Regions from separate parts of the Homo sapiens genome. Here regions 1, 2 and 4 are each linked to region 3. Evidence: chromatin contacts called from ENCODE Hi-C or POLR2A ChIA-PET data. All regions are on one chromosome and are shown on one strand. Each heading gives the region's core, a stretch centred on a gene start or an enhancer-like site at or near the end of the contact. The rest is flanking DNA. Distances are from core to core; before and after follow the strand shown. Region 1 overlaps PDGFC (platelet derived growth factor C). Region 2 overlaps LOC102724785 (a long non-coding RNA gene). Region 3 has its middle 170 kb from the start of LINC02272. Region 4 overlaps PDGFC (platelet derived growth factor C).

Region 1 (5,208 bases), core at 242-2,741, 350 kb before region 3:
CTCACAGAAGGCATCTCTGAGGAGTAATATTTAGCTGAAATCTGAAGGAGAAGTGGAAGTGGGCCAAGTGAAGTGGAGAAAGTTATAGTATTGGTAGTAAATAACTTAATTGATCACATTTTTCAATATTGAGCATGGAATCTTTTGTTTTAAAGAATTGCATGCTCGATATTTTGAAAGCCACCATTAGATAGTTTTTAAGAATATCCAATGAAATGTACCACCGTATGTGCTTGGAACCCATTAGTCATAACTTGGTGATATAAAGTACGTTCTTGACCTATGACAGGACTATTATTGCTGGAGTTGCTGTACCAAAAAATGTGATCATATTTGCCATCTGGTGAAATATACTGTCTCGCCCAGGTTGAGGTCCACAAGTGACTAAATGACCAAAATGACTAAAGCCCTAAGTAGCCCACAATTACTCAGTTGCCTGTAGGTCCACATGGAGAATGGAAAGTTGTGTTTCATCAGATCTCTGAACTGAAGGTCATGGTGGGGGCAGGGAAAGGATGCACAGTGCTTTATCTTTTATTTTCCTTTGTAGTTTGAGGTGCGTAAGTTCTCATATCAACCAAATGGAATGGTATAATGCTAGTGCCATAGTGTCACACAGTTGACAAGGTCTGAGGACATGAAGTTTTTTTTTTTTTTAATGCAATTCCTGTCTTCAAAGAGCTTATTTTTAGAATTGTATTTGCTGTATATTTTAAGACACTTAAATATGTACTTTTCATATTTTAATTCTACTTTATATAAAAATACTTATAATTTTTCAACTTAGTAATTGAAATCAGAGTAAGTAAATTGCTACAAATGGCCAATTGTTGGACCTCAGTTTTGCTTATATGTGTAACAATTAACACAGCTTTTCAGATACATTTTTGAAGTAATGGGCCCTGTTTCTATTTGGTTCTATTAAATTAGTGAAGTAGTACTAGTGGGAAGGTTCTCACACTACCAAGTGGTTTGAGACTCTTGTACTTAATTTTTATTTTTGTTGTCTATAAGATTAATAAAATTGAGAAGTGATGCACGATTGATCCTTGGTGTTTGCAGAGAGGGATATTGAGGCTCAGTGAAATAAATGGGTAGATAAAAATTCTGAATATATGAATATAACTCACGAGATAATAATAGCTTTTATTTAAAAGCTATCCTACCTCTTCTGTCAAGGAGAGAAAAATCTAAGAAATAACATCTGTAACAAAAGAGGAAATGAAGTGAGTGATATAATTGAAACTGTCAAAAACTGCCAAATTTTCTGGTGACACAAGAGACTATCAAAGGATATGGTAGGAATCCTAGATATTAAAGCACTTTGAAGGGGTAATTTTAACAGGATAAAGCAATAAATAAATAGAGAGCAAGAGGAAAATTTTAAAGTGAGAAAAAGAAAGTAAAATAAACCTAGGGCCAAAAAATCTCTGCCTAGGGATATTGCCCAGGATGGTAGATTTAGCCAAGTGGGCACTCGGCCTAGAATTTCTTATTTCCCTTTTCATGCTACAAAATATGAAGTAATAGCCTTAGCAGGACTTATTACAATGATGAAATCACCTAACAATCTGAAATGCTGCTTCCCTTTATGTGAAGATATTTGTTTTGTTTTGCTTCTTGAGAAATGGCAGTCTGTCTTTCTTCTTAATTCCTCGTTCAACAATCCATTTCTGTGAAAAATATAATCCTGTATATTCCATAAACCCCTTGGCATTGGAAATAAGAGTGATGATCTTAGTAGATCATAAGAGTTAGAAAGTTGTTTTCCTACTTTTAACATGTGATAGGAATAAGATTACTTCTATTTCTAATTTCTCAAATTCTAAATTTCTCATAATAGAAGTTAAATTATTTTTCTTTTGTTCAATATCTGAAGTTTCAGAAAATATTAATGTCTGTACTTCACTAAATTTCCATTAAATAGTTTAGTTTCCACAGAATCCCATTCTCTAGTGAAGATTGATTTTCTTAAAATTGCTAAGTAAACTTTAATTTTAAAAAATGTGTATACCCACTTTAGCTAATTCTGCCTCTGGAGTCTGCATTTTTTTGGATATTTTTATGTTGTTTACAGTATTCCAAGTGATTGATTTTATTGATTGGTCATGAATATTCTTAAAGTATATACAAGCTTACTTAGGAAGTAATATATAAATGAAAGTGATGTAAGTAGAATTTTACCTGTTCTATCTGTACGTTAAATATACCATAAGAGCACACACATGCTAATTATATTTCCAGAATACAATTATATATACATGCATATATATACACACACATATACATAATTACATATATACATATGTATACACACATTATTTTTATAATGGTCACTGAAGAAAAGGGAGAAAAAGCAAAAAACCAGTCAAAATTTCTGATAGCTCTTTGAGTCATTCTTGTACCTTAAATTAGAAAACAGAGGTAAATTTCTTTCCTAGAAATCTGGAACACTAATGGAGTTTTCATTAGATAATTAAAACCTCTGCCACTTATTAAGCACGGTCTTGATGCCGGATCTCATCTGTCATTACTTCTTGAAACTGTTCTGATTGGCTCTGTATCTGTTAAGAAGTAAAGGACATAATCTGTATCAGAAGAGTGAGATGGGGCATGTGTCAGGTGTATCCCAAAGTGTGCTTTTGTGTTCTAAACGGTGACCTTTTAAAGTGTGATTTGCGCTGCAAAATGTATAAGAAAAAGGATTTTGTGCTGTTAGAAGGCACTTGTGGTCTGCAGTAGTCAGAGATCTCCAGAGCCAGAGTGCTCCCTCACCCGTCAGCACTTTGGAAGAGTTTTGTGAAAGTGACAGAGTGAGAAAGAGGTATTATATTATATAACATTTCCGGCGGAAGTAGCTTCATTTGCCTCAATGGGACGAGAGCTTCTCCTGATCTTTGGCCTGCATGTTCGGAGGAGAGGCCTTGCAAAGTCCAGGACTCCACTGTTTCACGCATTTGCTTTGCCTCTTAACACTCCCATGTGTACATGTGTGTTTTCTTATTTCCTAATAGCAAATCTTTGAGGACCTCATCATATACTGGTGTTTATAGTTGGTTGCCATGGATTGGATATTACTTGTAGAAAATTATTGTCTTTGGTGATAACAGTGCTGTATTGACCTTGGAAAATAATAAAATTTTCTGGCAAATGTAGTAATGGGTATGTGTGTGTATGTATGTACGTATGTGGGTATTGCGTAAGCATGTAGTCTAAGCTGCATATTTTTTGACATAACAGCACACATCTAACTAAATGTGATTTTGTTCTTAAACAAGAAAAAAAAAACTAAGATTTAAAAAAATGGTCCACAGGACCATTGGATTTAGTTTTTTGTTTTGCTGAAGAGGAACCTGAAGTCTAAGCCATTTTTATATTGAACACCTACTTCTTTAGAATCATCAGTCATCAGTCAGCATTGAAATGCTCTGCTCATTTGCTTGCGTTTGTCGAAGTACAAGTGTATCAATCTGTTATTTTTTTTTTTTTTGAGATGGAGTCTCACTCTGTCACCCAGGCTGGAGTGCAGTGGCGTGATCTCCCCTCACTGCAACCTCTGCCTCCCACATTCAAGCGATTCTCCTGCCTCAGCCTCCCGAGTAGCTGGGACTACAGGTGCCCGCCACCACACCCGGCTAATTTTTTGTATTTTTAGTAGAGACGAGGTTTCACCATGTTAGCCAGGATGGTCTCAATCTCCTGACCTCGTGTTCCGCCCACCTTGGCCTCCCAAAGTGCTGGAATTTCAGGCGTGTGCCACTGTGCCCAGCCAATCTGTTCTTACTAAAGGCAAATTTTGAATAATGAATTATCTTGGATGAACAGAATTTTTCTTAAGCTTCAGAGAGTATTTTTCCAGATGCATTTATAGGAAACCATTTCATTATAGAATAGATATTCATTAAACATAAATGCTTAAAATACTTCAAAAATGCTCATATTTGGGAACTGTACCTGAAATTCTCTAATATCCTAAAAGGAACAATATTTTTATTTCACTTTGGTTTGTTCTAAAACAAACTCATTTTTCATTTTCATGGACATCACCAAGACCTAAATTTGTATATATAAATGAAGAATTAAAATGGCTTATGCTGCTGGTCAGCTGTTTAAATATTTTCTTTTAAAATCAGGGTTGAAGTCATGGTATTGCTTTGATAGGCCTTTAATCCTTTTCAAATTTTATTATCATGCTACTTAAATGTTTCTCTCAGCTTTTTATAAATCCATATCTAAAGTCCATCACCTTTTGCAAATGTAGCAATAATACAGAGCAGATAAAAGTTGAAAGAATCTAACCTATAGTAAATCCTTTAAAGATGCCTTGATTAATTGTAAAATGATAAAAATTTGACTCATCTTCACCTTAAACAGAAAATAATTTCCTTTACAGTCACCAAAAATTACAATGGCATGGTGGCTCATTCCTGTACCCCAACACTTTGAGAGGCCAAGCTGGATGGACCACCTGAGGTCAGGAGTTCAAGACCAACCTGGCTAACAGGGTGAAACCCTGTCTCTACTAAAAATACAAAAATTAGTTGGGCGAGGTGGCAGGTGCCTGTCATCCCAGCTACTCACAGCTACTCAGGAGGCTGAGGCAGGAGAATCGCTTGAACCCGGGAGGCAGAGGTTGCAGTGAGCCGAGATCACACCACTGCACTCCAGCCTGGGCAACGAGAGTGAAACTCCATCTCAAAAAAAAAAAAAAAAAAAAAAAAAAAAAAAAAAATCCAACTCAAAGCTGGATATGGTGGCTCATGACTGTAATCCCAGCCCTTTGGGAGGCCAATGTGGGAGGATTGCTTGAGCCCAGGGTTTGAGCAGCAGCCTAGGCAATAAAGACCCCTTCTCTAAAAAAATTTGAAAAATTAACCTGGCCTGGTAGTGTGTACCTGTAGTCCCAGCTACTTGGGAGGCTGAGGCAGGAGGATCCCTTGGGGCTAGGAGTTAAAGGTTGCAATGAACTATGATTGTGCTACTGCACTCTAATCTAGATGACAGAGTGAGACTGTCTTCAAGAAAAAAAAAAAAAAGAAAATTGCATAATCATACTAACATGTTCCTGACTTTTTATAGATATGTTTAGGCAACACTGTTCAGCTATACAAAGAACATAATTTAGTTGAGAGGAAAACAGTGTATCAAAGAAGGAGCAGCCTATAGGGTCCCTTCCGACAGAGAGTAAACTACAAGTTTCTTATACCT
Region 2 (5,244 bases), core at 1,051-3,550, 370 kb after region 3:
TGTTGATGAAATTTTATTTGAAGTTGTCAAAAAGCAAACTAGAACTTTAAAAATAGATTTACTCCTCTGGTATCCACTGGTATATAAATTTCTGCCAAGAAAATACACAAATGGAACTTTCTCTTGATAGAACCTACCACTTATATCTTACTGTTGGCAAAATGTTTCTGTGCTTGCATGTAAGATAAATAGTGAAAGATAATATTCTATATACCACTTGCTTTCTGAAGCTGAGCCTTAGGTTGATCTTTTCTTGTTTTTCTTTTTGACTCACCTTTCAAGGGTCGAACTTGAAGCTGCAGCAGAAGAAGATATGGAAAAACTAAAATCTTCCTCAAGCAAATATTAGAGTAATTGTCATTATCTCACCATGCTCTTTTCCTGGTTATAAATATGCTAGAAAACATTCTTACTGTAATTTTAATAAAGTATTTCTCTATGTTTTCTTCTGATTATTTTTATTATTTTATATGTTATTTGACTATGTAGTCAACTTAGAATTTTTGTGCATGTGTGTAAAAGTGACATTGCAAGCTAATTTTCTATATGAATAAAAACTGTCTCCATGCTGCTTATTTGGTCATTACAGGTACAGGAAAGTCATTTTTTAATGTTGATCTTGTATTACTGAGCCCTCTTATTAATTTCAATGGTTTTTCAGTAGATTCTTCTAAGTTTTTAAGTAGATGGCCATATCATCTAAAATAATGCTGCCTCTCTTGACTCAATATTGGTAATTGCTTTTATCTAGAAAAATCATGCAATTATTATAGACCGTAGTGAATTTTATAATTCCTTTACTGTTTTTATATTCCCATTATATATTAACATTTAGAATTTAACTTTATTTTTTAGTCTCAGGTTAGTTTCACAAGGAGATACAAGTGCCACAGACCCACTTTATGGGATTAGTGTCCACCAGCACAGGGGACACTGTGGCAGCCTTTGAGTGAATTAGCTGAGTGGCACTTAGTTTGCAACACACCGAATATAGCATCTGATCACAGTTCAAGACATTTGAGAGGGAAGAAACAAAGGGAGATGGGGAGAAGAATCTAAGTAAGATGTTAGCAGTAGCACTCACTTTCATATTCACCAACTGAAGGCTAAGGAAAGCAGCTGGATGCCGAGGCATTAGGAAAAACGTTCGCCTAAGAATGTGCCTGCTATTCAGCTATTAAATTCCATTAAAATGTCCTCATTCTGTGGTCCATCCTTAACATCTTCTTCCAACAGCTGCAGATGCTCCCTCAGAGCTTGGGTGGGTCGGAAATATATACAGGAAAACATAAAAAATATTTTGGATGTATATTCTCAAAATAGGTGAGGAGGGAATATTTAAATAAACATGGTAAATGTGCTATAATAATTAATAAAACGTATTTGTTTGGTATTGAAATCAATTGTCCTCCAATATATTGGGATATAAAATGCATTTAAAAATATGGTACATTCAGTAGGAATAAACACATACTTTTTTAAAATTTAGAAGCCCTTTTCATACACATTTTTAACAATCACCTCATAATGATGATACTACCTGAAAATTGAAAATAAGAACCGTAAATTTTGGATTTAAAAGTGATAGACAAACCCCTATAATTCGTGGTTTCTTTAAACAGAAAGAATGTAAAGTATCAGTAAATACTAGTTATTTTTATAGATGAAAAATTAGCGCAGCTCCAGGGAAGAAACCCTTGGGTCTCAGGTTTTCTAGATGCAAAAGAGAGATAATAAGTACACCTGCAAGGTCACAATAACTGTGAAGTGATTAAAGACCCTGGGCTGAAAGACGCTTTTAAGAAAAGCACGTGTCAAAGCTCACAATGTAACAAGGGGTCCATGAGTATTTGACGGAAATGTACACACTTCATCTTTTTGCTTGATGTCCAATTAATATGTTTTATTAAACCTGAAGTAAATTTGCCCTTAAGGAAAAATTCCTGAAAGTGCTCTTTTACTATTTGTTAGCTCCAAAATAAACAGATCTCCAAGCCCCTTCCCTGAAATTCAGTAACTACTTGGGTGGCATTTGTATATTAAAGGAGAAAGCAATACAAGTTTTGCACTTTCCATATGGAGCTGGAATCACACAGGATATTTAACCTATATATTTTATCTTAAGTACATGAGTGTCTTTTTAAGGAGATTAAGGGATGAGGAGACATATCAGAGCAAACCATAGGAGACAAGTTGGCCCTCCCACTTCCTGCCTTAGTTAACAGAACATGTAGTATCAGGGTGAGGAAGAACAGGCAGGGATTAACGAGTTCCAGGAAACATGTATCATCATGCAAAAGAAAAGAATTGGCGGCGTTTCTAGGGCAATCCAGCAATTCCCCCAGCTCCTTGGCTAGATTCAGCACGCTGCTACTACTACTTCCCCTCCTCCATCTGAGGTGAGGCCAAGTTCTTAAACTCCTGGGTCACTATCTCCCTGACCGAATCATCCCAGAACCAGGCATCAGACAACTAGAGTCAGTCCCTAAATCTCAGAGCTCACAGAAATTATTTACACTAACCGTTTCTAAACCTACTTAGCCTGCTTATCCTGTCGTCTTTGTCTGTTTTGTGCTGCTACAACAGAATGCCTGAGACTAGATAACTTAAAAGAAAACAAACAAACATTATTTGGCTCACAGTTCTGGAGGCTGGGATATCCAATAGCATGGCACCAGCATCCAGCAAAGGCCTTTGCAGTGCATTATCCTATGGTGGAAGGTGAAAGAGCAACAGAGAGCAAGAAAGAGATTGAATCTGTAGCCTCGAGCCCTTTTAAAATTGTCATTAATCCGTTCATGAGGGTAGAGCCCTCATGACCTACACACCTCACATTAGATTCCATCTCTCAACACTGTTGGATTGGGAATTAAGTTCCCAATACATGCTTTTTTCACACATTCAAACCATAGCATCTGCCTTGCTCATTCCTTCCCACAAAAGAAAAAATAAAAATAAAGGCTGTTGCTCACATTCCCCCAACCCCCAACTCCTTCTGCCTCCTCACCCCTGCTGGCGGTTCCCTGTGTTGCAATGTGTGGCATGATGCGCTCCTTCCTCTTGTGTAACAAACTCACTTTTCAGTGACAACCATGTCTTGATCTGTTGGCTTCATCATACCTGAATAATAATAATAAAACTTGCATTTTAAAACACCTTGCCCCGCCCTACTCAGCCTGCTGAAAACCCAAGCACATGAATCCTTCTTTTGCTGAGAACAACCTATTTTTTATGCCTATTTTGCCTGATGTACTCTTACTACTTCTTCCTAATCCACCAAAAATACAGCTGTGCTTCAACACCATTCCTTACTTCTCTGGAAGAGTAGAAACTCTCTTTTGAACCCCCGAAGTACAATATTAATGCCTTAATGATAACATTTAGCACATTGCATTATATTTGTTTAGTTCTATAATGTTTTTGGGTCTTAATAACATTGTGTTATTTGATTTTGGTATTCCTAGTGTCAGAACCTGTCCTGGCTATGGATAGTGTTCAATAAACATTTACTGCACGATATCGTTTTTAACAAATAAAAGTTTTCTTCACCATGGGTACTGAAAATGATATCTTCCTTTTCCAACCTCATTATTTATATAATTCATTTGCCAGTTGCTCCCTACAATGGGCAATGTCTGATGTGTATATCCTAGATCCCAAACTAGATCATAAATTGCCTTCTGTGTATTCTTGTATGCTTAGTGTTGAGACCAATGTTTACATATGGTAATTGTCAGGCCTCTGAGCCCAAGCTAAGCCATCATATCCCCTGCGGCCTGCACATACACAACCAGATGGCCAGTTCCTGCCTTAACTGATGACATTCCACCACAAAAGAAGTGAAAATGGCCTGTTCCTGCCTTAACTGATGACATTGTCTTGTGAAGTTCCTTATCCTGCCTCATCCTGGCTCAAAAGCTCCCCTACTGAGCACCTTGTGACCCCCACTCTGCCTGCCAGAGAACAACCCCCCTTTGACTGTAATTTTCCTTTACCTACCCAAATCCTATAAAATGGCCCAACCCCATCTCCCTTCGCTGACTCTCTTTTCGGACTCAGCCCACCTGCACCCAGGTGATTAAAAGCTTTATTGCTCACACAAAGCCTGTTAGGTTGTCTCTTCACAGGGACGCGCATGAAATTCGGTGCCGTGACTCAGATCGGGGGACCTCCCTTGGGAGATCAATCCCCTGTCCTCCTGCTCTTTGCTCCATGAAAAAGATCCACCTACGATCTCAGGTCCTCAGACCCACCAGCCCAAGGAACATCTCACCAATTTTAAATCAGGTAAGCGACCTCTTCGTACTCTCTTCTCCAACCTCTCTCACTGTCCCTCAACCACTTTCTCCTTTCCACTCTTCAATCTCTCCCTTCTCTTAATTTCAATTCCTTTCATTTTCTGGTAGAGACAAAGGAGACACGTTTTATCTGTGGACCCAAAACTCCGGTGTCGGTCACGGACTAGGGAAGGCAGCCTTCCCTTGGTGTTTAATTATTGCAGGGATGCCTCTCTGATTATTCAACCATGTTTCAGAGGTGTCAGACCACACAGGGACGCCTGCCTTTGTCCTTCACCCTTAGCGGCAAGTCTCGCTTTTCTGGGGAAGGGGCAAGTACCCCAACCCCTTCTCTCCATGTCTCTACCCCTTCTCTACCTTTCCGGGGGGCAAGAAACCCCCAAACCCTTCTCCTTCACTCTTAGCGGCAAGTCCTGCTTTTCCAGAGGAGGGGTAAGTACCCCAACCTTGTTTCTCTGTGCCCCAATCCCTTATTTCCGTGCCCCAACCTCTTATATCTCTGTGCCCCAATCGCTTATTTTTGCACCCTGACCTCTTATCTCTGCACCCCAATCCCTTATTTCTGTGCCCCAACCTCTTATCTCTGCACCCCGATCCCTTATTTCCATGCCCCGACCTCTTATCTCTGCGCCCCATCCCTTGTTTCCACGTCCCGACCTCTTATCTCTGCGCCCCAATCCCTTATATCCATGCCCCAACCCCTTTCCCGCTTTTCTAGAAGGTAAGAACCCCCGAACCCCTTCCCTCCATGTCTCTACTCTCTCTTTTCTCTGGGCTTGCTTCCTTCACTATAGGCAAACTTCCACCCTCCATTCCTCCTTCTTCTCCTTTGGCCTGTGTTCTCAAAAACTTAAAACCTCTTCAATTCACACCTGACCTAAAACCTAAGTGCCTTATTTTCTTCTGCAATGCCACTTGACCCCAATACAAACTCGACAGTAGTTCC
Region 3 (5,303 bases), core at 273-2,772:
TGTAATTTTATCTTCTAAATACAAAAACCCTATAGAGATGACAATAGGACTAAGTGGCCATGAACCAGCTGAAGTTATAAGGAAATTTAAAATCGTGAGGAAGCAGAAGCTGTGACAGATAGTACAGTTTGAGGGTAAGCAGAGGTCCTTAGCTTGCTTTTATTAAACAAACAGGAAGATAATTTGCAACGAAACATAAAAACTATAGCTTTTATAAATCTTTCAGAAAAAGTCAAACACTGTGCTAGCATTGGGCAAATGAAAATAGTCAATTCATGTAAAAGATATAAAGATAGCTAACAAACTTGTGAAAATGTGTTCAACTGCTTCCTAATTGAGGAAATGACAAGAGAGTAAGTTTTTTTAAACCAAGTTTTATAAGTCAAGATAAAAAAGATTGACATTGCTCAGAGGTATCAAGAACATGGGACAATTGGGTCTCCATTTTTTGGTAAAAATCTAAATTGTTATAATAATTTTTAGAGGAGTATGTGGTGATATATAGCTAAACATATGAATGAGTAGTTGAAATATGTGACCATAAGTCAGGAAACCTCCTTTTACCTTTCTTGGGGTGATGTTGAACGACTTAGGCACCAGAGCAGCTTGGACTACAGGTGTGAGCCATCATGCCTCACAAAGTTTTAAAATTTTCTGGAAGAGACAAGTTCTCATTTTGTTGCCCCGGCTGGTCTCGAACTCCTGGCCCAAGCGATCTTCCCACCTTGGCCTCTCAAAGTGTTGGGATTACAGGTGTGACCCACTGCACCCAGTCAGGTGTAGTCCCTTAAATCAACTTTTTTTTGTACAATGGAGTCTCACCAGCCATTAATGAGACGAAATCAAAGATTCATCCCCACACAGAATCCCTAGATAGGTAAGGAATTCCTTTCTATATGTCTCAAGTCCATCTTATTTCGATTTTTAACTTTTGTTTCTTTAATACAAGCCGCCAACTTCTAGCTTGTAACTGGTTTTCCAAGAACCACCTTTGTCCACTAAAAATTCCTTTTGCATCCTAAACAGAATAATCTTTCTCAAAGTGCAAATCTGCACCTTAGAATATTCAACACTTTTCCCTCCCTCATCCTTCTCTTGCTTGGAAACATTCATCGGCTTCCTCTTGCTCTTAGGATAAAGACCAAAAAGCAAAGACCGAAATCCTTGACATGACTTATTGACTACCATTTCAGCCTTTTCCACCACATTGTCTTCACCATCTGTTTGATGAGACCTGAACCTCTTCAGTTACTGGAGCTCATGATACTGTCTTCCTGACAGGCTCCAGACTTGATCTCTCTCTGTTCTCTATTTGATTGGTTAGTATTACTCATTGACCATACCCTAGCTCTGCCCTGGCTAACTCAGGAAATTCTTCTCTAGTCATGGGTAAAATTCCCAATTAAATAAGCATTTGTAGCACTGTGGTGTGTTTCTCTTTCTTAGCACTAACCACATTGGAATGTTATGTCTTACTTGCGTGGTTGATTCATGTCTCTCTCACTCACTAGAGACTAAGCTGCATGAGTACGTGAATCATGTCTGGTTTTCTCTCTATTATGGGATCATATTTGAAAAAAGCTCTCTGAATGAAGGAGTAAAACATTGATCTGTTTTCTACACATGATGATGGGCTGGGAGCAATGTAAGTAGGCATGAGGGAATTTCCATCTAAGTTTATGATAGAGGTTTAAGTGTCCCCACATTACCAGTGATTAAAGAAGAGAGAAGCAAAGTGTCAGGTTAATATCACCTTTTTCTTAACCTTTATCTGGCCCCATTTTAATGAGGTCTTTCCAAGCCATTTTCATGACTTATGCACCATGGTTAAAGTTACCCTTTTTCAGATGAGTTGTACCCAATGTGGGAGAAGACAAAGTGGGATACTTGGTGCCAAGTTTAAACTGATTTGGGTGAGACTATAGTTCCATAGTCTATGTTAACTTTCGGCCTAGAACGCTTTGCAAATTCAGCATAAAATAGCTATACCAAGCATGTTTGGAGTTTTCTTGAGCCATGTACTGGTGCGATATAATCTATTAGTTTGATGAAATAAATGGAAATAACTTTTAAAGGGAAAATGCTTTTTATAAGTATGGCTATCTGTCAACTTCGTTGTTTTTCCTTATAACTCTCTCTGAATATAAGAGAGCAGTACCGATTGTATATTTTCTCTCACTATCTTCCCAAGACTAGCAATCTAATTCAATTCACTGAGGTTGAGTCCACTAGAAATTTTGTTTGTTGTCTTCATGCTTTTATTCTAAAGATAATTTAAAAATTACAAAACAGATCTGGAAAATGTCTAATGATGTAGTTTGCTGAGTATAAAGAAGTATTAAATTAGGCTAAAAGTCAGGAGCTTTCATTATGTATTCAACATACTGAATATGATATGGTGTTTGGTATCTGCTGCCAGAGTATTGCTTCTAGACAGGCTAATCTGTACTCCAAGAATGACACCCTGTGGCTGAATAGATCAATAGCAGAAAGCTCATTTATCATTCTCTTCTTTGTCTTTTAAAAAAATAGTCATTGCAAAATGGGATTTATATACAATTCACTTTAATAAAAAATTATTTTATGACAAAGCCCCTTAAATGTTTAAAATGGATTGAAAAGGGCTAGCATGAATAAAGAAAACATTTCAATATTTATTGCTCAATGTATGTGCTATATATGAGCTATGTCAACATATATCATTAACACATAGCAATAATTTGTTACACAAGTAGGTAGGGATTTTTCTCTTAAAAATAGTTCATAACATTTCATTGTGTTTAAAACTTGAGGAGTGTATTCATTTCTGTTGTTTTAACTGGAGCCTCAAGGCAACACTGAATAATCTCTAATAGCTATGTTAATATTTCTATGTTTTACAATTATAGAAATGCAAGGTAAATGAGGGTTAAAAGAATTTTCGTTTTCTTTCTTTTTCTTTTTGAGACAGAGTCTCGCTCTGTCGCCCAGGCTGGGGCGCAGTGGTGCAATCTCGGGTCACTGCAACCTCTGCCTCCAGGGTTCAAGGGATTCTCCTGCCTCAGCCTCCTGAGTAGCTGGGACTACAGGCGCGTGTCACCACACCTGTCTAATTTTTTGTATTTTTAGTACAGACGGAGTTTCACCGTGTTAGCCAGGATGGTCTCAATCTCCTGACCTCATGATCCGCCTGCCTCAGCCTCCCAAAGTACTGGAATTATAGGTGTGAGCCACCGCGCCCAGCTCAAATTGCTTTTGATTCTGAGTAATTTACTTATAGCTTGAATGTATACTTATAAGTTAATACTATAACAAAGCAGAGTAAGATTTTTTATTACAAATGGATATAATGTAGTTTAGCCATGTTATAAACGTGATGCAGAAAAACACAGTAATATAACAATAAAATATACAATTATATAAACACATTTTAATACATTAAACTAGAAAGAAGAAAATTTCTTATTTAAAAAATCATTCTTTATTATCCCTGCATTTAATGCCTCATGATATTCCTATCACTGCATTCCTTTTACTTTATTATTTTTCATTTTTCTTCCATTTTTATTTTAAGTTCCCAGGTACATGTGCAGGATGTGCAGGTTTGTTACATAGGTAAACAGATGCCATGGTGGTTTGCTACACAGGTCAACCCATCACCTAGGTATTAAGCCCAACATCCATTAGCTCTTCTCCCTGATGCTCTCCCTCCCTCTACCTCCCCATCTCAGGCCCCAGTGTGTGTTGTTCCCCACCATGTCTCCATGTGTTCTCATTGTTCAGCTGCCACTTATAAGTGAGAACATGAGGTCCTTGTTTTTCTGTTCCTGCATTAGTTTGCTGAGGATAATGGCTTCCTTCTAATTTGATCTTAAAAACCCCACATTTTCTTGTGGGCCCTGAGTGTTTGGGTCAGGGGGAAGCAGCCTCTTGTAGAAGCATGTCTATATAACTTATGCTTTGCTGTCCCTGATCTGCTACTTATTTGGAGTAGCTTGGAGGGTAAGGAGGGATATGAGTCTGAGCTGGGAGCAGCAGAGATCAGACCAGTGAGGGAGTTGTATGCCTCTGATAACTGTGAGCAAGCTCTCTCTCCCTAATTATCCTGAGTTCCTTGTGCAGTCAAAGCTAGAATTTCATCCTTTCTCCTATAAAACAAATATTTTAAATGCAATTCCTGGATTATATTATCCAGATTTGAAAAACCTTGAAAAGCTTTTCATATACTTGCTTTAAAATTCAACATATTTCTCTCTAATTACACTTTAAATGCAAACGAAGTGCCTGCCTAAAGGGCGTCCATAGACTGACTGGCTTCATAGTTGAATAAATGTTTAATTTTTACAACTGATATACCTTGTCCAGAGTACAGATAAAGCTTTTGGAAAAAATGATAAAACTACCAACAACACAGCAAAAAAGTCATTGTAAAGAAAGAGTCAAAGAAGATAACAGGAAATGTAAGTTATGTGGCTAACCCAATTTGTGCTCATATTTTGCTGTCCTGTCTTAGTTTACAAAAATGAAATAAAAAATGTAGTAAGGTGGTCCGTACTGAAACTATGAAAATCAGTCATATTCGGTGATTCACAGAACTCAGGGTTTCAATATGTACCTTAAGGTCCTCAGTGTTGCTTAAGTTCATACCAATAACGTAACATCCAAAGTAGTTTCACAATTAATTTATAAAGGTTTCCCAAATAAGAAGCCTAGTATCAGAATACATAACCTCCCACAGTCTTCAGTTTGAAGCTGAAGGCTGCCAAGACATGAACAGAGCTGTGAGACTGGGAGTATGCACACACAGAATCCCTGTGAGGAGACAGACCAAAGATAGCACAATTAGCCAGAAGAGAGTTTGTAAAAACTTGATCATATAAGCTGCTGACAACCACTGGAGCTCAATTAGGCCTGGAATTTCACTTTGGAATGGCTAGAGTTTAAATTGCCAACTACTCAAATCCACATTTACACTTATTTTATGAATCTATACTGTGGCCCAATTGCTGTAGTGGTGAAAACTACACACCTGGTTGTAAAATAAGGTATGAAATATGTTTTCTAACCAAGGGGAAAGTGTTCTCATCAGCCACAAGGTTTAATTCACGGTAGCCTCATCATCTATAATATATGATGACATCCAGGCTCAGCTGCCAACTACTGATATTAATTACTGAGACTTGATTGGGGTTAACCACTTTTGCTTAAGGTTTCAGCATTCTCTAATTTCAGCTGTCTCTGTGATTCAGTGCTCTAAATACTTATTAGAAATGACAGGATGTGCAAAACATGAATCTAGAAGGACCCAAGGAATATCATCAGAT
Region 4 (5,114 bases), core at 2,149-4,648, 460 kb before region 3:
GTGGAAGACAGTGATATTGATGGTCCTGATCCTGTGAAGGCCTTGGCTAATGGGTGTGTTTGTCTCTTCTGTTTTTCATTAACAAAGTTTAAAGGTAAAACAAAATAAAAAAAATTTAAAATTAGAAACAAGCACATAGAATATGGATATAAAGAAAGAAAATACTTTTGTGTAGTTGTGCAATGTGTATTTTAAACTAAATGTTATTGCAAAAGAGTCAAGTTAAAAAATTTAAAAAGTTTATAAAGTAAAAAGTTACAGTAAGCTAAGGCTAGTATATTATGTAAGAAAGTAAAATATTTAACAAATATATTTAGTGTAGCATAAGCATTTAGCCTTTATAAATTCTACAAAAGTGTACAGTAATGTGCTAGGCCTGAAAATCACTCACCACTCACTCACTGACTCACTGAGAGCAACTACCGGTCCTGTAAACTCTGTTCATGGTAGGAACTCTATACAGGTGTACCATTTTAAATCTTTTATATTGTATTTTTGCTGTACCTTTTCTATGTTTAGATATATAATACTTACCGTTGTATTACAATTGTCTACAGTTTTCAGTACAATAACATGCTTGACAGGTTTGTAGTCTGGGAGCAGTAGGCTGTACTACGTAGCCTACGTGTGCAATAGGCCATACCATTTAGGTTTGTTTAAGCATGCTCTATGATGTTAGCACAATGACAAAATCGCCTAAAGACACATTTCTCAGAATATATCCCAGTTGTTAAGTGACTCATGACTGTATATTGGTGATTCATTAACATTAAGCACAAGGCACTATAATTCATGCCTGAAGGAAGCTTATCTAACACACATATTTTCTCTGTAAAGTCATGTGTTAGTTCATTTTCACACTGCTGTTAATATAAAGAACTACCTGAGACTGGGTAATTTATAAAGGAGGGAGATTTAATTGACTCACAGTTCCACATGGCTGGGGAGGCCTTGGGAAACTTACAATTGTGGCAGAAAACAAAAGGTGAAAGGTGAAGAGGAAGCAAGGCACGTCTTACATGGTGGTAGGAGAGAGAGAGGCGGGGAAAGTGCTACACTTTTAAACCATCAGGTCTTGGGAGAACTCATTCTCTATCACAAGAACAACATGAGGGAAAATGCTCTTATGATCCAGTCACCTCCCACTAGGTCCCTCCCTTGATATGTGGGGATTACAATTTGAGATAAGATTTGGGTGGGGACACAGAGCCAAACCATATCAAGGCACATCATAGCCTTGTGTCAAGGAACACTAGACAGCACTTCAGCACTATGCTTTGGGAAATTTTAAACAGCAAAATTACCAAATAATAGCAAAAAATTGAGAACAACCTAGCACTAAATATGCTGCAGAAAGGATGCTTGTTTACAGTTTGGGAGTTGGAACAAGAAGGCAGAGCATATCTTTGCTCCACCTCAGCTGTGAACAGCATCATCTTGGGTGACTTAAAGTTTTGTGTTGCTCTGTGTCTGTGCATGTCTGCCAACGACCACAAAAGATGCCGTGTATTGATTTTGGGGTTGCAAATTAATTGTAGCCAGTAGGTGAATTCACCAATATGGAATCTACAAATAGTAAGGATCTACTGTAGTTAAGTTTGGATATCTTATTAAATATATAAGCAGCATTTCATTTCACTTTATGACAAGAACATACAGCTAATAGCTAGTGATATCTACTGTGGGACTGCATTTCATTAGATTTCCTTCATTTAGGTCTTTAAAGAACCCTATGAATTAGCTGACTTTCTTGTACAGGTGAGGCAACCCCGATTCAGAGAAGGCATGGGATTTGCCCAAGGTCTGGCAGGTAGGGAGCGGCAGAGACTAGGTTCTCAACAGACAAGCCTGCCTCTACCATGTGATGATGATTAACTTTCATCCCATACTTTTGTTTACTTCACTCTTTGTGTGTGTGTGTTTGTGTGTGTGTGTTAGAAACTTCTTTTTTTTTTTAATTATACCTTAAGTTTTAGGGTACATGTGCACAACGTGCAGGTTAGTTACATATGTATACATGTGCCATGTTGGTGTGCTGCACCCATTAACTCGTCATTTATCATTAGATATATCTCCTAATGCTATCCCTCCCCCCTCCCCCCACCCCACAACAGGCCCCGGTGTGTGATGTTCCCCTTCCTGTGTCCGTGTGTTCTCATTGTTCAATTCCCACCTGTGAGTGAGAACATGCTGTGTTTGGTTTTTTGTCCTTGAGATAGTTTGCTGAGAATGATGGTTTCCAGCTTCATCCATGTCCCTACAAAGGACATGAACTCATCATTTTTTATGGCTGCATAGTATTCCATGGTATATATGTGCCACATTTTCTTAATCCAGTCTATCATTGTTGTACATTTGGGTTGGTTCCAAGTCTTTGCTATTGTGAATAGTGCCACAATAAACACATGTGTGCATGTGTCTTTATAGCAGCATGATTTATAATCCTTTGGGTATATACCCAGTAATGGGATGGCTGGGTCAAATGGTATTTCTAGTTCTCCATGCTCACGGGTAGGAAGAATCAATATCGTGAAAATGGCCTTACTTCACTCTTTGAACACAAACAGAGTGTGTTGTTCCTGAGTTTATACTTCCTTTAACTACATAAAGTGAATATTATGCTTGCTTTGATTGCTGAAAGGTAAACTCAAGTGTATTCACTTAGAAAATTAAAAAAAAATCCCTTAAAAGTGTAAATTGTAGGAAATGTGAAGGTGAATTAGACTCCTGATCAAAACAGAGCACATTAAATGTTCTTAATAATAGATTAAATTAGCATTACATTAGTAAGTAAATATCCATCTCTTACCTCTTTTGTTTATATATTTTCTAAAACTTTGAGCTATTTTTACCTCAAATCATATACTATAAATGTCAGGGTTAGTATTGCAGATGCTCTTTAAATGTTGCTGTAATATATTTCTTATGAGTAATGTATAGAACAATTTTCAAAAGAAAGAAGTCTTTAAAATAAAAAAGATAAAAGTACATTCCACTACCTAAGTTTTCTGTTCAACACATGTAGTTTAACAAAAAAAAAACTCCTATAAATGTAGTGTTTAAAATCCATGCAAAGATATGTTCCACTGTAAGTATAAACCATAATTCTGAATAAATATCTCCACTTCAGTTTAAGAGGATAGTTAACATAGCAAATGTCTGGGTGGTCCAAAGTTTCATGAAGCTTGAACATTCTAGGGAGTAGGGGCCAGTAAACTTAGTTTCTAATATTAACAGCCTTGCATTTGTCTATTGTCTTGGCCTTAGTTGTCCCAGCTCTAATAAACAGTTAAGGTGTGATGCTCTTGAAGATTACTGTGGGTTGTTTTTCTTGGATAGTTATGAAAGAGAATCACTGTTGACTCACCTCCCCCACAGGCCAGCTCTGTGATTGTCAAGTGTTCCAAAGCACATGCAATAACCGAAGACGTGAATGCAATCCTGGGTGACTTAAGCCTTCATGGATCTTTGACTATAATTTAAGTTTCCTTCCCAGTAGAAATATAATACTCTTTGTCCTGTAGCTTGGAGGCACTCTTAACAATCTTTTTATTGTCACTGTTATCTTTTCAGAAACTCTACATTAGCCTTCGGAAGGTAAGCCAAAAAAGTTTTAATAACAGGAAATACCTGCCATTTTACCCCTAATACAAAAGAATTCATGTTTATCAGTTTCAAGTTCTGGAAGGTCAGGATTCTGAGGCTGTCACGCCTTTTGCTTTCACAATTTTTTGTCAGTTTTGTCTATTCAGAATGATTTTACTGCATTCCACACTTGGCTGGCTACCCTCCATCCCCTCAGCCCCTACCTCCAACAATAGGTAGCAGGAAAAAGAAGTTAAAATACAGTTATGGGATTACTGGGCAGGGAAATTAAAACCAATAATAAGATGATAAGGGAAAGCAGGTGAGGCTGAATTTTATGTATAAACCTAGATTTATACATTTTAAACCTAAATTCTTTTATTTTTATTTTTATTTATTTTTTTGAGACAGAGTTTCACTCACCCAGGCTGGAGTGCAATGGCATGATCTTGGCTCACTGCAACCTCCGGCCTTCCTGGTTCAAGCGACCCTCCTGCCTCAGCCTCCCGAGTAGCTGGGATTACAGGCGTGCACCACCACTCCCAGCTAATTTTTGTTTTTTTAGTAGAGACAGGGTTTCACCATATTGGCCAGGCTGGTCTTGAACTCCTGACTTCAGGTTATCTGCCCACCTCGGCCTCCCAAAGTGCCGGGATTACAGGCGTGAGACGCTGCGCCCGGCCTAAACCTAGATTCTTAATAATTGTCTTGAGTATAAGGAGTCTTAACTTTATAATGGGATTTCATTTCTGTTTTCAATTACATAGTTGTTGTGGAGATGCCTTATTTAATAAAATGTCTTTTAAGGTAGTGTAAACAATTCATTCTCCACATTGGTCCCCGCCAAAAAATGTGATATTAGGATTTGCTAGCCTACAGATCCTACAGATTGATTAAGCTCAAAAATCTTATTGCAGTCTTTGGATATCCTTTCAGTTCCTCAGATTTGATGATGTTTGCCTGATTTTGCACATGCTCTTCCCACTGCCTGAAATTATTTTTACACAGGTCTGCCTGGAAAAATCATATAGCAATAACGACAAACTATATAGGATTTTGTGAATTAAATCTACTTTTGAACAAAAATCTCTTAAATGCAGATTTCTTAAAATCTGCTTACAATGTAGGCGAGTTACCCAGTATTCACACAATGGCATATAAGGGAGATGAAAATTAAAGTATGCTTTTAAGAAGTTAGAAACATGTAAGTCTAATGACAAATCAATCCAGTTAGTCAACCAGTTCATTTAGCTTAAATCCAGAATTGAATGGCAACCCATTTGGTGTTGTAACATCTGGCATATCACCATGTGTGACCCAAAGATTTTTTTTTTTAACATTTCTACTTGTGTGGGCCTTTGAGCAGGGCTGCACACTTCTCAGGACACTACAAGTTCTGGCCTGTCAACACAGGCATCTTGAAAGGACCATTTGAAAGTAGGAGAGGTAACTTGTGAAATCAAATATTTAAGAATGTTATCAACTATTTCTAATATCCATAAGTCACTAAAGGATAAATAGCCAGAGAA

What was found. A loop is a pair of places that touch in the nucleus more often than their neighbours do. ChIA-PET counts read pairs that join two places held with the same protein, here RNA polymerase II (POLR2A). Pooled maps may share reads with other maps.
Region 1: a loop to region 3 is called in a map of MCF 10A, with 6 times the contacts of the local background. The contact joins two enhancer-like sites. A Hi-C loop is called at or near these places in 2 of 168 maps with a recorded cell type or tissue (MCF 10A and ascending aorta) and 2 of 50 pooled maps.
Region 2: a map of mammary epithelial cell shows a loop between it and region 3 (5-fold over the local background). The contact joins two enhancer-like sites. A Hi-C loop is called at or near these places in 1 of 168 maps with a recorded cell type or tissue (mammary epithelial cell) and 2 of 50 pooled maps. POLR2A ChIA-PET finds 5 or more read pairs at or near these places in 1 of 52 experiments (MCF 10A).
Region 4: a loop to region 3 is called in a map of mammary epithelial cell, with 12 times the contacts of the local background. The contact joins two enhancer-like sites. A Hi-C loop is called at or near these places in 4 of 168 maps with a recorded cell type or tissue (MCF 10A, PC-9, endothelial cell of umbilical vein and 1 more) and 5 of 50 pooled maps. POLR2A ChIA-PET finds 5 or more read pairs at or near these places in 3 of 52 experiments (AG04449, AG04450 and MCF 10A).

The regions. Positions count from the first base shown.
Region 1 is chr4:156,825,699-156,830,906 of GRCh38, reverse strand. The region is part of intron 2 of PDGFC (platelet derived growth factor C); the gene reads left to right. Among named protein-coding and RNA genes, the nearest start is that of PDGFC, 140 kb to the left of the region's middle. Within about 2 kb of position 1,491, at least 4 of the 41 ENCODE cell types and tissues checked have a DNase peak (open chromatin) inside an H3K27ac peak, as active enhancers do.
Region 2 is chr4:156,107,792-156,113,035 of GRCh38, reverse strand. It overlaps LOC102724785 (a long non-coding RNA gene), which reads left to right. Exons shown (of 5, transcript XR_939394.2): 5 at 283-445. Among named protein-coding and RNA genes, the nearest start is that of CTSO, 160 kb to the right of the region's middle. RefSeq lists an enhancer at 789-1,397. Within about 2 kb of position 2,300, at least 2 of the 41 ENCODE cell types and tissues checked have a DNase peak (open chromatin) inside an H3K27ac peak, as active enhancers do; they include mammary epithelial cell, where a contact is called at or near this core.
Region 3 is chr4:156,472,635-156,477,937 of GRCh38, reverse strand. No RefSeq gene overlaps it. Among named protein-coding and RNA genes, the nearest start is that of LINC02272, 170 kb to the left of the region's middle. Within about 2 kb of position 1,522, at least 3 of the 41 ENCODE cell types and tissues checked have a DNase peak (open chromatin) inside an H3K27ac peak, as active enhancers do; they include mammary epithelial cell, where a contact is called at or near this core.
Region 4 is chr4:156,929,740-156,934,853 of GRCh38, reverse strand. All of the region lies in intron 1 of PDGFC (platelet derived growth factor C), which reads left to right. Among named protein-coding and RNA genes, the nearest start is that of PDGFC, 40 kb to the left of the region's middle. Within about 2 kb of position 3,398, at least 7 of the 41 ENCODE cell types and tissues checked have a DNase peak (open chromatin) inside an H3K27ac peak, as active enhancers do; they include mammary epithelial cell, where a contact is called at or near this core.